Linked DNA regions of Mus musculus: all the other regions are linked to region 3. Evidence: chromatin loops called from intact Hi-C (ENCODE). Cell type or tissue: left cerebral cortex. All regions are shown on one strand.

Evidence for each region. A loop is a pair of places that touch in the nucleus more often than their neighbours do. Peaks named below come from ENCODE experiments on the same cell type or tissue, not always from the same donor. Only the 100,000 strongest peaks of a DNase experiment are listed, where the experiment ranks them.
Region 1: it touches region 3 in a loop (2.3-fold over the local background); 3 of 42 quality-filtered maps call a loop at or near these places.
Region 2: a loop joins it to region 3, with 9 times the contacts of the local background. A loop is called at or near these places in 4 of 42 quality-filtered maps.

Annotation. Positions count from the first base shown.
Region 1 is chr7:45,364,597-45,369,596 of GRCm38, reverse strand. It overlaps Ppfia3 (protein tyrosine phosphatase, receptor type, f polypeptide (PTPRF), interacting protein (liprin), alpha 3), which reads left to right and starts at 2,578. Exons shown (of 30, transcript NM_029741.2): 1 at 2,578-2,938. Lin7b (lin-7 homolog B (C. elegans)) reads left to right here. Exons shown (of 6, transcript NM_011698.1): 4 at 247-456; 5 at 1,130-1,293; 6 at 1,599-1,706. The coding sequence ends at 1,620. Mtag2 (metastasis associated gene 2) reads right to left here and starts at 3,436. Exons shown (of 2, transcript NR_015480.2): 1 at 3,323-3,436; 2 at 1,649-2,221. In left cerebral cortex, CTCF peaks have their summits at 2,121 and 3,475; DNase peaks (open chromatin) are centred at 2,424, 3,010, 3,406, 3,609 and 4 more places; H3K4me3 peaks cover 4,995 bases; H3K27ac peaks cover 3,848 bases.
Region 2 is chr7:45,230,638-45,235,637 of GRCm38, reverse strand. It overlaps Tead2 (TEA domain family member 2), which reads right to left. Exons shown (of 12, transcript NM_011565.3): 10 at 4,168-4,329; 11 at 3,303-3,455; 12 at 2,170-2,823. The coding sequence ends at 2,710. It overlaps Cd37 (CD37 antigen), which reads left to right. Exons shown (of 8, transcript NM_007645.4): 6 at 1-231; 7 at 871-954; 8 at 1,660-2,006. The coding sequence ends at 1,737. Among named protein-coding and RNA genes, the nearest start is that of Cd37, 5.7 kb to the left of the region's middle. In left cerebral cortex, no CTCF peak of the experiment used is centred here; DNase peaks (open chromatin) are centred at 327, 1,094, 1,823 and 2,298; H3K27ac peaks cover 2,970 bases.
Region 3 is chr7:45,159,904-45,164,903 of GRCm38, reverse strand. It overlaps Pih1d1 (PIH1 domain containing 1), which reads right to left. Exons shown (of 10, transcript NM_029406.4): 10 at 4,840-4,962. The coding sequence ends at 4,921. Slc17a7 (solute carrier family 17 (sodium-dependent inorganic phosphate cotransporter), member 7) reads right to left here and starts at 983. Exons shown (of 12, transcript NM_182993.2): 1 at 760-983. The coding sequence starts at 821. In left cerebral cortex, a CTCF peak has its summit at 2,520 (motif pointing left); DNase peaks (open chromatin) are centred at 577, 996, 2,176 and 2,678; H3K4me3 peaks cover 2,282 bases; H3K27ac peaks cover 3,094 bases.

The DNA.
Region 1 (5,000 bases), 200 kb before region 3:
CCCGAGGTGGGGGGGGCACTTGTTTCCATTTGTCTGAGAACAAGATTGGCAGGTGTTAAGTACTAAGGATGCCCTTCTCCCTGACTTTCGGAAGAAAGCAAGGGTTCTCACAGGTCGGAGTCAGTATAGGGTAGCCTCCTGTTGAGCTGTGTCAGGGTTCCCCTACTTGATCTTTGCGGCTACGCTGGCTGGAGTGCCCATGTCTCAAAGAGGGTCTCTCTCATTGAGGCGTCTTCTCTCTTCCAGGCCACAGTGGCTGCTTTCACGGCCAGTGAGGGCCACGCACATCCCAGGGTCGTGGAACTACCGAAGACTGATGAGGGTTTGGGCTTCAACATCATGGGTGGCAAGGAGCAGAACTCACCCATCTATATCTCTCGAGTCATCCCTGGGGGCGTGGCTGATCGCCATGGTGGCCTCAAGAGGGGAGACCAGCTGCTGTCTGTGAATGGTGTGGTGAGTGGGGTTGGTAGTGTCCGTAAGGCAGCCCTGGACGGTCACATTCCCTCTACACAGGGAACACAGCCTTTGGAGACAGCACTGTGGGGTACACTGCTGACCCTCAAGGACTTCAGAGAGCCTAGCTAGGATAGCAGCCCAGTGTAGAAGATGGCAGTTGTTTTCAGGAGGAATATTTGGCTTGGAGGTTGAAGGTTGGGTACTTCTCTGAACTAAGATGTGGAGGGGTGGTTCTGGCTCGGAACAGAGATGGTCCCTGAGATGAGGAGAAAGGCTGGCTCTGCCTGATGTCTGGGCCAGTCAGCATCCTGAAACCCCAGTGATTAGAATCCAAGGAAACACCACCGAGGAGGTCGTCTCTCCAGAAAAGCCCGGCTTCTGGCCCTGGGCAGTGAGGGCAGGAGATCAATAAGCTTAGGGGGTGTAGACAGACTTTTTTGGGACAGGTTCAGTGGCCTGGTTCATTGAGGACACTGGGACTCAAAGCTATCTTGACATGCAGTTTTTAGGTTGTGGGTGCTGTGCCTAAAGTTGGTGATCCACTAGAGGGATATGAGGCCTTGGAGACTTGACCCCAGCAGCCGTGTCACTATCCACTGGTCCCATGTCCTGGGTAGGGTGGTAAGGGCAGCGGTTTGGGCCAGCAGTCTGTGCGAGGCCTGCCCTGCAGAGTGTGGAAGGCGAACACCATGAAAAGGCGGTGGAACTCCTGAAGGCTGCACAGGGCTCAGTGAAACTGGTGGTGCGCTACACTCCTCGGGTGCTGGAGGAGATGGAAGCCCGCTTCGAGAAGATGCGATCTGCCCGTCGGCGCCAGCAGCACCACAGCTACACGTGAGCCTCCAGTCACCATCCTCTCCCTGCTGCCTTCCCCAACCTTAGATACCCAAATCAGGCCAGTGAGCACAGCGGCCTTCAACATTTATCTCTGGCTCTCCACCAGGGGTTTTCTGACCTTTGACTCCTGCCATGGTAGCTAAGGCCCTGGGACCCTCTGGCTCCCCAACTCCAGAAGCCCTGTGCCTGATTTTCTGAACTGTTGTCTCCAGAACCCCACCATTGAACATCTTACGCGCCCTCCCCCACCCCACCCCTGAACCTACCCTGTGTCTAAAACTCCCCTCTCTACACCCTCACAGGTCCTTGGAGTCTCGAGGCTGAAATCACAGACCAGGACCCTCCTTCTCCTCCCCTGTACAGTATTATTTATTGTCACTGGCTCCTTATTTAAAGATCTTTAACCCTCACCGAGTGTCTTGTGTGTCTGTCGCGCATCCTGGAATAGTCTCTGTGGGGGAGGAGGACAGTGAAGCTGAGGTTAAGAACAAGCTCATTCCAGTCTGTGTACCATGATAGACAACGCTCGCGCAGCTCTGAAGGCGGAGGCTGGCCGGTGTCCCAGAGACTAGCCCGACCCAAGGCTGCGTCTATGTGAGCGCCAGGGAGCACCACTAAAGACCACTGCCCCCAACCCTTAAGAGGTTCGGAAGGCCAAGGCCTGGCAAGGTCTCCAGTGAGTCGGACGCGGGAGTCTTGAAACCAGCAGAAGCCGCCTGATCATTGCCTCTGTAGGCGGGGCGGAGCGAACCATCCACTGGGGGAACCCTTGCGGGCCGTGCCACCGTCTGCGTAGGAGTCGGGTTGGTGGGGCGCATGCAGTACCCTAGACGGGCGCAGGGGTGCAGAGTAACACGCACTCGCCACCCGTCGTCCACTTGCCTCACCTTCCAACCGAGCACATCCTTCCGGGAGCCGCCCTTGTCTTAAAAAAAAAAAATCCCACCTTGAATGTTGAATTCCTATCCCGCCGCCCAACCCTCGTGTCCCGTGAGACGCGCGCCGCCGTGGGGACCCGGGGTCGCGACTCGCGTTCCATGCTGCGCGCTACTAGATTCAGGTGACATCATCCTCTGCCGGGCTCCGCCTCCCTCCCAGGCCGCCGCACGCTGCATGCCTATTGGTCGCTGCACCATGAGTCCCGCCCCCAGCTCTCCGCCCGCGCGGCCCCTCCCTCCCGATGTGGAGGCGGGGTCTGGTCGCCGGCCGGCACGGAGGCCAATTCTCATTGGCCATTCAGCACCGTCCGTCAGTCTTCTGTTAAAGGGGCCACGACCGCCCGGGATCTGTGGGGGGGGAGGGGGAGGGAGGAGAATTTTTTGGGGGGGGAGAAGGTGGGATTTGGGGGGGCGCTGGTGGGCACCCCTGGATCTGGCGACTGCGGCCTCGCGGGGGGAGGCTGTACGGTGACAAGGGCAGGGGGCTATTTTAGGGAGTAAGAAGGCTGTGAGACCGTGAGGGGGAGGGGGGTCCCCAGCGCTGGAGCCGGAGCAAGAGACGCTGAGCCCGCGCTAGCGGCGTAGACAGGGTTCCAGAGCTCCAGATCCGGGCCCCGGCCGCCGCCAGGGGCCCCGCCCGGTGCCCCTACCCCACCCCGCGTCCCTCCTGCAGCCCAGCTCCTCCCGCAGTCGTCGCGGACCAGGTAGGTAAGAGCCCGGCCCAGCTTGCCCGGCAGCGCCCACCCTGGGGACCCCTGGGCTAGCGTTTCCGACCAGCTTGCCCGAAATCCTACATTCCCATCTTCATCCCAAGGGAACCCAGAGTCCAGATTTCACAAGCCAACCCAAGAGACCCAGGCGTGTCCCTTCCCGGAGCTGAGAGTGCCCCGCCGAACCCTAGTATCTCAGGCGGGCTACCTCCTTGTGCCTCCTCCAGGGCCCAGAAGCCTGGATCCCTCAGCTCAGCCCAGGGGATCCCTCAGTCTAGATCCATCCTCTGGGCCCAGTCCTGGGAGCTCCAGACCCTGGTCACCGCTGTGGGGCTTCCTCCATTGCGTCCAAATCGTTCCCCCATTTGCGTCCCCCACCTTCTGGTTGAATCAACCGGAGACGTTCCTCGGTCCAGGCCGGCTCGCCCTGGACACAGGCCCGCGCCGGAGCTGTCCATGGTCAGCTCTCGGTAGCCTCGCCTCCCCCATCTCCTTCCACGGCCGCTAGGGAGGAGGGGGGTGCAGGTGGTGTGGGGATTCCTCCCCCTCACCGCGCCTTTGACCTGGGGTTCCCCGGCGCCCCCCTCCCAGATGGGCCGCAGGGCTCTCAGGCCCATCTTTAGGCACTCTAGCTTTCTGGGACTCTAGCTGCTTCACTTACATAGAGCTTGTGAATGTCCCTGCCCAGGCCACTTAGAAACCTTGGCATGGAGCCTCCCGCTCCCACCTGGTTCTGAAAAGCTGTTAGTGTCCATATATCTGCTGGCCCTGACTAATCACTGTCACCTTATTCAGCACCCGGGGAATCCAGTTTCCTAGCCTTTGCCCCCACCTCCCCACTTAGCACCTACTTTAACAGCTCCCCCCTGCCCTCCGCAGACAAATATGACCAGCCTCTTGGTACACCAGCACCTGCTTGCTGCCTTATAGACTCAGGCGCCATGACTTCTTTTCAAAGACCTGGAATGCAATTCCTCTGCTTCTGTCCTCACTCCCCCTTGGAGATCTAAGTGTCTCACCCCCATCTTATAACCTCCACCTGAACAAACACTCATCTCAGGGACCCAGAATCTCTGACAGTGGTGAGTGTCCTGTCCATCAGACCACCCACCCAGGCTTACACTCCCACCAAACAGTCAGGCTCTAAGTTTCTTCACCCCTAGGTAGATTCAAAAGTCTGGACCTTGGCTCTGCATTCCACTCCCATCTTCATGTCTTGGTGGCCTCAACTTCACATCTCCCATGGCTTTAACGAGCACTTATCATCTGCTCTATCATCTCAGGTGCTAGACTTGCAGAGTCTCCTCTCCCCCAAAGCTGGATATTTCTGGCATCTCATTGCCTCTAGAGACCCATATGGTAATATCTGATGTCTCATACTCCAAGTACCAAACAGCCATCCTTTCCTCCAGGTGTGTTTTGGGATCAAGGTTCACGAGGTTATTTGGAACCAGGCAGCTGTCTTTCTGCACTTCTAGTTAAAAATGTGTCCTTTCCCTGTGTTATGTTCAAGATCCTAAGTTCCAGAACATTTCCAGATGATGTGCCTGTTCCGTCCTCACCAAGGCATGTGATCCACTTCAAGGCCATGAACTAACTTCTAAGCATGTCTTTTTTTTTACTTGCTCCTTTCCCATCCCCAGTGGCAGGATTTTGCCATGCGTCCCAGGCTGGATTAGAACTCACTATGTTGTCTACATTTTTCCTCCTCCTCTTCATCCTCTTTTTCTTCTATTTATTCTTCTCCTCTTCCCCTTCCTTCTTTTTCTTTTTTGGTCTTTACCAATATCTAGACAACATGCCTAAGCCATTCTCTGCTCTCAGGCCTCTCCTCAGACATGCCCTATATTTCTAGCTACAGGGGCTGGGGTTGTTGCTGGGGCAGAGCACTTACCTCACATGCACAAAGGCCAGGCTTCAATTACTAGCACTTGACCAATTACAAAAAGGGCTCACTTTATGCCCACCCTTAAAGACTAGTATCTGCTGAGTTTCCATTGTAGATGTGTTTTATGTTCGGGCCACGTCTGCTGATGTTCTAGATTCCCTTCTTCCC
Region 2 (5,000 bases), 71 kb before region 3:
TGCTGCGGCTGGCAATCTCCGCGGGACTGGAACAAGGCCCAGATGCTGAAAGCGAACGAGTCTGAGGAGCCCTTTGTGCCCTGCTCCTGCTACAACTCCACGGCGACCAATGACTCCACCGTCTTTGATAAGCTCTTTTTCTCCCAGCTAAGCCGGTTGGGGCCGCGGGCGAAGCTGAGGCAGACTGCTGACATATGTGCACTCCCTGCAAAAGCTCACATCTACCGTGAGGTGGGACTAGCGGTAGCCAGTAGCTCTGGACGTGTGGGCCTGGGGCTGGAGCCGTCTGGTGGGAGGGACTTTTAAGAGGTGGAATCTTAAGAGAGTGGGCAGGGTTTGGAGGGTGCGGCTATAATCAGAGGCGTGGCTTCAGGACCAAGGGTAGGGAAAAAAACAAAAACAAAACCAGAATCTGGGAGATGAGTGTGGCCACACAAGCTTCAGGAGTCCAGAGCAGAAAGATGGGCGGGGGCGGAGAGAGTTCAGGGGACAACTGATGTGTTCCAGACCTACACGTGGCGTGGCGTCAGAAGGCAGGCCTTGGGAGGGTAAGGCCAGGATAAAAGACCGAGACTGAAAGGGCAGTCCCTTATATGTAGGCGTGACCTACTCAGGGGCATAGTATGCCAGCAGATCCTAAGCTGGACTGGGCTACTAGAAAGGTAGTTATGGAAGGGGCGGAGTCCTCTGAGGGTGAGAGGCATGATCTAAATAAGGGTGGCACCTGGAACGCTGGCCCAGGGCAAGGCTTGGATAAGACCTGGGTGGATATCTAGGCATTGGGTACCTAAAAAGGGATCCAAGGGTTCCCTTGGCTTAAGGGTGAGTTGCAGAAGCAACGCAGCCACTACACGTCTTCTGCATCCCCAGGGCTGCGCGCAGAGCCTCCAGAAGTGGCTGCACAACAATATCATCTCCATAGTGGGAATCTGTCTGGGAGTCGGTCTTCTTGAGGTGACTTGACCCCGTCCCCATGAGTGATTTGTCTATTGTAGATGTTTCCCCATTGCCGAGGTAACGCGCATACTTAGCGGAGGCGTTATTTATCAAGCAATAGCATGGGGTGGGGCGGAGGCCTGGCTTCTCTAAACTCTGAATGGCTGTACTCGCAGTGCTGCCTCCTCCCCTCTCCCGCAGGTGAGCGGGATGGCGCTGTGTCTGCAGCTACAGCGCCGAGCTCTCGCTAGAGAGCACGTGCTGCCGCTGTCAGGAGCCGAGGGTTCGAACCCTACCCCAGGGCTGAACTCTGAAGGCAGCAGCGGGCGCTGGGGCGGTCTAAGCAGCGGCAGCGGACGCAGCAGCACCCCGTGGGGCAGCTGGGGCATGGCGGGTGCCTGCCCGACATGGGGGGCCAAGGCTCCACAAGGCAAGCTACCCATGGCGCTGGGGCCCTGGTCCTTGTGGGATGCAGAGGAGGAGCCACTTGAGACCGAGAGTGTGGGTGCTGAGGAGGTCGAGGCACAGACGGAGGCTGTTGCGGAGCCTCCAGAATAAAGGACCCTAGCTAGGCTTGCCTTGAGCTTTCTCTTTTGCAGACTGCTGCTGAGCTTTCGCTCTCAACGCTGCCAATCACGCACAGATGTTATGTATGCCCATTCTTTGCCTCTCCCTTTGAGTACCACCCTTTCTCCAACCCTGAAGTATCTCCTTTTTTCCCAGCTCGGCTTCATGACGCTCTCAATATTCCTGTGTAGAAATCTGGATCACGTCTATGACCGGCTGGCCCGGTACCGCTAGGCCCCAGCCCACCCATCGGCACCCACGCACCTCCATGCAGTCAGGAAATGTTTCCTTCCTGGTTGGTCACAGGCTTGGAGCCCATGCCTCAGGCCTCATCCCCTGGGGACCCAGCTGTCTGCCCTATCGACAGCCTTCACTTTCCCCACATGGCCAGGGACTTTTGTGCCCAGCTTCCTTCCCTTCCTGGCTCCCTCCTCCCCACACCATCTGTCTGCCACCTCCCACATGACACCTCAAATAAATCCCCTTTGGGTTTTTGGCTTTTTTTTTTTTTTTTTGGTAAAAATAGCTTTATTCTCCTTCAAACATAAACCATCACTCTTGGGGAAAGGAAGGTGGCAGGGTGGTCCAAGGCTCACTTAAATGGGGTGGGGGAGATTAAGAAGTCCCACCCCACTGCCTAGCTGAGATAAGATTACATCCCTAACACTGTGTATAAATATCTCCTTATATTAAAATTTTTTTTCAGGTCCCACTTCACCCTACCCCAAGCTGGGAAAACATTATCTTCGGGTTGTGACGTCACAGTTCCCAGAGAAAGGGTGTGGGGGGAGAGGCAGATATGAGACACGTGGGAAGCAGGAAGGTTACAAGGCAGTCAGTAAGACACCCCACATAGCCCAGCTCCCTTTCCAGAAGAGCAAGGAGGGGCCCTGTAGAACGGAGGCCCGTGCTGTACCTGTGAGCTCACTCCTGTCCCCAATCCCTGATGCTCAGGAGTGGTGTGTCCTGTCAAATGTTGTCTCTGAGGTCCTCGTGTTGGGGATCTAAACTCAAACCCAGCTCACTCAGCTCAATAACCAGGCTTCCGGTTCCTTTCTAAGAGGAGCCAGCCCCCGTGGCTCATGCTTCTGAGATTAGGCCTTTTTAAAAATCATGGGCCCCTCTCCAAATCTCTCTTACAGAGAGAGCAAAAGGGCCCTTCCCAGGAAGGGGGTGTTGTGAAAAACACCAGCGGCGGGGGCTCCATCAGTCCCTGACCAGGCGGTAGATGTGGTACTGGGCTCCTCGTTCACTGGTGGAGACTTCAAAGACGTAGGCAGTACACAGCAGCAGTTCCTGAGTGTCCCTGTTTGTCACAACCTGCCAGAACAGGCTTACATTGTAGGGTGGGGATGGGGTACAGGACATGGACTGCCCTGCCCACCCTAGTTATCAAGAAAGAGAAACCTGCCATGCTATGTACCCCAAGAAGAATGTCCTGCGGCTCAGGTTCCTTGGGCAATGAGGTTACCCCTAAGCTGAGAGATGGTAGGAAGGGGCCTCCCCATCATATCACATTCCCGAGAAAAGGGTTCCCCACCATGCCACCAGGCAGAGAGAGAGGGTCAGCAGATCATATTAGCACAACCCCCAAATCAAAGGAACTCCCTTCTCTGAACTTCTCAGAGAAGCCAGATGCTTAGAAGCCGAGGTATCTCAGCTGCCCTAGGGAAGATGGGCTCTCCACATAGGACAGCTCGGTCCTGTCCTCCCGCCCCCACCCCCACCATGTTCTGGATGAAGCAATCTCATCTTTGGAGTCCCCAGGAGCTGAGGGTCTGCCTGCCCCAGCGTATCACCTGGAGGATGGTGAAGTTCTCCAGGACACTGTTCATCATGTAGCGTTCAGGCAGCTGACGGAGCTTGTGCAGGAAATTAACCAGGTACTCACACATGGGAGAGCGCAGCAGACGGTACACAAAGCGCCCGTCCTCCAGCTGGGCCCGTTCCGTCTGGGAGTGGGAAACACAGTAGCTGAGAGAGATCACGGCCACCCTAGGACCGAAGCTTCACCCTTAGCCTCTGAGAGGCCACTGTCAACTCCCTTGGCCAGAGTCCCTCAAGCAACCTCAACTTTAATGACCAGAGACCCTAGGCCTCTGAACCTGCAAACAAGGTACCCCCCCCCCCCTTCTCCTCTGTCATGGTCTGAAACCCCAGTGACCTCCAAACTCCCTCAATAGCATCTCCACGCTGAGCTTGAGGCTTCAAGACCTCACAGGCCCTGAAGTATAACATACCTACTGGCTAATTACACAGCTCCTACCATACCCTTAAGAGTCTTTGTCATCCTGCAGAATCCATCTCTATACCTTTCAACCCTTGAAATAAGCCCGAGTTGTGACTTTTAATGGCTTGTTTATGTTTAGTGGTTTGAGACAGGGTCTCATGTAGCCCAGGCTAGCCTGGAACTCCTTATGTAGCTAAGGATAGACTTGAAACTCTCGATGCTTGGTTTACATGAGGGTAAGCACTCCACAAAGTGAACTATATCCTCAGCCTTTGAAGTCTTGAGTTAATTCCTAGTGCATATACTAACTGCCAGAGAAGCGGGGATAGCCCTGCCTCACACACACACACACACACACACACACACACACACACACACGCAATGCTGTGACTGCTTCCTCGAGATGCATGCAGTACCCTAGCCCTGGGTCTTACCTCCACCTTCTCTACCACTTGCTTGCCAAAGGAGCAGACCTTGGAGGAGCAGGTGAGTGTCATGAGCTCCCGGCTCTCATACTGGCTGCTCACTCCATAGAAGCCACCGCCACCTCCGCTGCTCCCTGCCTCCTCGGCACTGGGGCCCCAGTTCAGGTCCGCCTGAGAGGAGATAGAGGGGCACGGGTGAGCTGGCGGGAACCCAGCAAATGCTGACCCAGAGCCTGGCTCCGAGCTGCACACACTTGCCCGTGACCACACCCTGACTCAGCTTCCAAAGACCCCAGGTCAGCATGAGCTGTGCTCTATAGAAGACTTACCTACTGTTCCAGGAGGACTAGAGAAGCCAAGGTCCCCAGAATAGTCCTGACTCTCATTCTCTAGGAGCCATACAATCCAACTGTTTTGCCTGAAGCCCCTAGCTCTCTAGAGTTCAGCTCTACTCAGGCATAGCAGTGCAAGCTTATAATGCCGGCACTTAAGAGGCCGATACAGAGCCGGGCGTGGTGGCGCACGCCTTTAATCCCAGCACTCGGGAGGCAGAGGCAGGCGAATTTCTGAGTTCGAGGCCAGCCTGGTCTACAGAGTGAGTTCCAGGACAGCCAGGGCTATAAAGAGAAACCCTGTCTCGAAAAAAAAAAAAAAAAAAAAAAAAAAAAAAAAAAACCAAAAAAAAAAAAAAAGAGGCCGATACAGGGGGGCTGTGAGTTTGAGACCAACATGGTCACATACAGTGGGAGACTGGGTCTCAAAATGAGAAGAAAAAAAAAAGGAAAAAAAAAACAAAAGAGGGAAGATGGGGTTGGAAGTTTTAAGAAAATGGAGGGGGGCCG
Region 3 (5,000 bases):
TCATGGCCCTTGGTGGGAGCAAATATCGCCCAGTTCTAGCTTATATCCCTTGGGAAGTCCATATTACCCGCAAGATTAATTTGGTTTTGTGGCCTGAAACTCCCTTCATCCCCCTCACCCCCAGAACCTAGGATACCCCAGTTTTTCCCTCTCAGATTAACCCCCCTCAAGGACAAGAACTAACAGCCCCAATCCGCTTTAGCTCCAGATTAAAAGCCTCTAGGGAATGAACCTGAGAAAGAGGAGAGAGGTGGAGAGAGCCAGGGTGGGGAGATAGCGGGTGAACAGTCAGAGATGCTGAGAGAGACAGATCAAAGTGGGGACCAGAGGTCCAGGGAAGAAGAGAGGAAGGGGAATACAAGAGTCAGAGTCAGGACTGATGGACAGCTAGTGGGCGCCCGCATTGGCTCCTAATCAGAGAGAGGGGACAGACACCCAGTGGGAAGAAGAACCCAGAGAGAGGACATATCTAAAGTAAAAGACCGAGAAGACAGGTGGACAGAGATCCAGAGAATAGGGAGGGACACACAATCCCAAAGAAAAGTCGAGCCCGAGGTGCGGGGGACCAGGGGGGAGGGGGAAGCGATGATGAACTAGGCAGAGTGGAAGGACAGCACTGACAGGACGGAATCCTGAACAGATGGGTGGGCCTCCCCACATTGTGCCTGGGTGTCGCCTCTCTTCTCCCTCTGTCAGTTGCTCTCAGATGGAAAGGGGGCATCCTCATCCTTACCCTCCCAGGAACCCCACCAGGCTCACCGGTGCAGCCTCCCCAGGGCGCGCCCCGCCAGCTTCCGAAACTCCTCCTGCCGGAACTCCATGGTGGCTGTGCCCACGCGGGTCCCCTGCCAATCCCCCCGCCCGCGGGCCCGGGCGGCCGCGTCCGGGATCCCGGGGTCCGCCCCGGCCCGGCCCGGCCCCGCAGCTCCGCTCGGGGGGGAACCAGGCTGCGAGTGCCCGCTGCCCGGGGCTGTAGCGGACTCAGCGTCGGGGCGGGGCGGGGCATCCACGCCCACCAAAGGAGGCCCCACCCCTTGTAGGAAGGACCCGCCCTCTCCTTCCAACAGGCTACCTGGAGATGCTAGGCCAGTTTCTCTTGGCTTGGCTTGCAGGCTAGACCCCTCTCTCTTTCAGCTCTTCCATCCTAGAGCCTCCACCTGTCCACCCCAAGGCCACGTCCCTGGGATTGAACTCCGAGTTGCCTCGCTCCCCACTATAATACACTCCCCAGATACTCTGCACGTTCCAAGCTCTTTGAGTCTCTTCCCAGATCTCTTTGCTTCTGAGCTCTATTCCCATCCGACCTTTGGCTTGCTTCCTCTCCTTCACTCTTTTTTTCTTTAAAAAAAAAAATTTTTTTTTTGAGTGCCGCACACCTTTAATTCCAGCATTCAGGAGGCAGGCAAGTGAATCTGTGTGAATTCAAGGCACAGGCATGGGAGGCAGAGGCAGGCAAATTTCTGAGTTCGAGGCCAGCCTAGTCTACAGAGTGAGTTCCAGGACAGCCAGGGATATACAGAGAAACCCTGTCTCGAAAAAAAAAAGTTTATTCTTTTAAAGTTTAATTAGGTATGCATGTTTTGCTAGCATATTATATATCTGTGTACTATTTGTATGCCTACTGGCATTGGAGGAGATGTGACCTGCCATGTGGGTGTTTGGAGCTGAACCCAGGTCCTCTGGAGTGCAGCCTATTAGCGCTGAGCCATCTCTCCGGCCCCCTTTTTCCTTTGTTGGGCATACTGGGGATACAGGCGTGCCGCTGAACTGGACTGGCTCTCTCATTTTTCGGGTTCCACTTTTCCCCTTGAATTCACTTTTTTTTAATCTGCACCCCATCTTTCTCTCCCTGAGTTTCAACTCCCTCTCCTTCCATCCTTTTGAACTCTGCTAGCTATAACCAGGCTCACCACTACTGCCGTTCGTGCCCCATGGTGTCCTTCCTCACTTCCCAAGAGTGTGTCCGGTTGCTTAGACTCTATGATATTCTTTTGAGTCTGGGCCCCATCAACTGAGCTATGTCTCCTCCCTCTGAGTTCTGTCCCTGCTCCCCAAGTATGTTTGGAGTCCTACATACTTGCTGTCTATCTTCTGTCTCTGCCTTCTGTGCCTGGCTCCTCCCCTTGAGTCTGACTCCTTCCTCCATGTGTGTCCCAGCAGTGACTTCCACTCGGGCTCCACGATCTGTCCCCACCCACTAAGTCCTCTTTCCACCCGTAAATTCCACTCCCATCCCTTGGGGGTAACCCCAACTCTAAAATGGCCCTGAAGCACTCCACGCCAATGCTTCTCCCAGTGCATCCCAAGTTCTATGCCTTAGCAGGGTGTTGGTGTTCCCACCGTCTCTCTCCCCGTGTCAGGCTACAAATGCATTTGGGATTAAATTTTCATGACCCGGCCCAGGAGGGGACCAGCGAAGCCGATCGAGTGGCGGGCGGGGATGGTGGGTCTCAGCTCTGTCTCTGATTGACAAGTCCCCGGGGAGGAGGGCAGCAGGCTGAGCCGCGCAGACGCGCCACCTGGTGGCCATGGAGTCCCGGACTGCGTGCGGAGGTGGCGTCCGCGGCTCGCGGCCAGGTGTGAGGGAGGAGCAGATGGTGAGGAGGAGGGTGTGGGAAGGGGGCCCTGCGGCTGCCAAATCCCGGGCCGTCGCCCGCACCATCACCATGGCGACGGAGAAAGGAAGAACGCACCCAATCTTCGAGCTTTTTTAGGACCTAGAAACTAGACCTTAGGTTGCCCAGGGAGGCCCTCAGTCTGGACTACAAGCCCCAGTGGCCTTTGCGCTTGGAAGTTAGGCTCGTTCTCCTCACCACTGCACGTTTCTATTAGCCCGTTCTAGGAGATACAATTTTAGCTAAGAAGCCTTAGAGTCTAAAGCTTCCTGGCGCCCTCACGTGGACAGGGGTCTCCAGTTTGCTTGCTCGCATCCTGGAGCAGGATACACAAGTCTGGCGGTTGTACAGACTTTGTGTGGAACTTATCCTACTGCCTCCGCCTCCAGAGAATGTTATTGCAGGCATACCCACCATGTCTGGCTTCTGAACGGTCATCCTTCTGACTTTACCAACTTTTCTCAGAAGTTGTATGGCAATGTTCTCAACTTTGGATTATTTTTTAATTTTTTATTTTTTTAAGCAGTGTCTTGTCTACATAGTCCTACCTGTCCTGGAATTCACTCTGTAGACCAGCTGGCCTTAAGCCCACAGAAATCAAATGCCCCGATTAAAGGCATGAGCCACCATGCCAGGCTTTTGTGCTTAATCTTTAAAAATTATACATAAGCCATGAGTGGTGGCGCATGCTTCCAATCTCAGCACTCAGGAGGCAGAAACAGGCAGATCTCTGAATTTGAGGCCAGCCTGGTCTACAAAATGAGTTCTAGGAAAGCCAGAGCTACGAAAAGAAACCTTATCTCGAGAAAACAAAAAACAAAAACTAAACTAAAACTTACATATTTGGGGCTGGAGAGCTGGCTCAGCAGTTAAGAGCATTTGTTGCTCTTACAGAGGACCAGGGTTCAGTTCCCAGTGCGCCTATGACTGCTAACAACCAGAGGATCTGGCACCCTCTTCTGAACATATGGGGGGGGGGCATATAGCTGACATCCTCCCTGTGTGGTGTTAATGTGTGTGTGTGTGTGTGTGTGTGTGTGTGTGTGTGTGTGTGTAGCACGTGCGTAACTGCACACACTCAGGCAGCCATGCTGCAGTGTACTTGTGGAGGTTAGAGGGCAACTTTTGGACGTCAGTCCTCTCCTATGTGAGTTCCTGGAAGGGACCTCCAGTCATCAGACCCAGCAACAAGTGGCTTTACCCACCATATCTGGACACCCAGGTTGATGCTTTTAATATCATTAACTGTTTCTATTTTCCTTCTTTCTTCTGCAGGGCCAGGGGGGCAGCCTGACCTAGGACAGAGAATCTCAAAGCACATTTGAAACAAGCATGCTTGAGTCTGAGACAAGGTCATGGCCTGTCTTTTGTCAAGAATCAGCTTCTGGCACTGGAGAGATGGTTTGGTTTGGTTTGGTTTGGTTTGGAAGTTTGAGACAGGGTTTCTCTGTGTAGCCCTGACTGTCCTGGAACTCACTCTGGAGACCAGGCTGGCCACAATCTCAGAGATCCACTTGCCTCTGCCTCTTGAGTCCAGGATTAAAGGTGAGCGCCACCACTGCCTGCCCAGAATATACCTGGCATTAGAGACTTGGGCTACATCCTCAGCACCAGAAAGGAAAAAGAATGTTGGCAAGTAAAGTGGAGTGTCCTAAAGAGGGGACAGGACATGCTGAGCCGCGAGGTAGTGAGGCCTGGGGGGTTGGGACCTCAACTTGGGGGTGCCTGTGATATGAAGCCTGGCACCAAGAATGGAAAGTTGACAGAGTATGGGGCAGGAGAGCCTAGAGACACTGCTTGAGCTTGGCTGTAGAAGTTAGACAGAACAAGCCCCAGTCCCAAGCGAGCACACGCTGTACTGGGGATGGCCATTTAGGAACTTTCCACAGGACACTCTAGAGAAGGCACTGGAGCTCAAAGAAGCAAGAGTCAGTGGTATGGTGGGCCATTATTCTGTGGGACTGCTGGACGACAATGAGGGAAGAGTCTTGTCTAGGAAGGTGGGGCCGGCGTGAGCCTGGATGCCCAGATGTTCTCCTTGGGATAATGAAGTGGGGTAGAAAAGAAGTAGAGTCAGCTCTGGAGCCCAGGGGAGCCCAGGAAGACAGAAGCCAGAATGCTCAGGAGGCCAGGGCCTTGAGAAAGAGACAGAGACTTTGGGGACACTGAGTTAGAGCTGGCATTTCTCTTCCCTCCCTCCCACCATGCATCATTGTCTGGAGCTGGGGAGAACTGGAAACCTGTTTATTTCACTTAGAGAAGACACCAACATCTTCTCCACATCTGGAAAACCAGGGCACTCTGGTCAAGAAGACGCTGTCAGGAGGGGCATGGACACCATCAGTTGCTGAGAAAGGAGAGAGAATGTGGATTCAGGACCCAGAG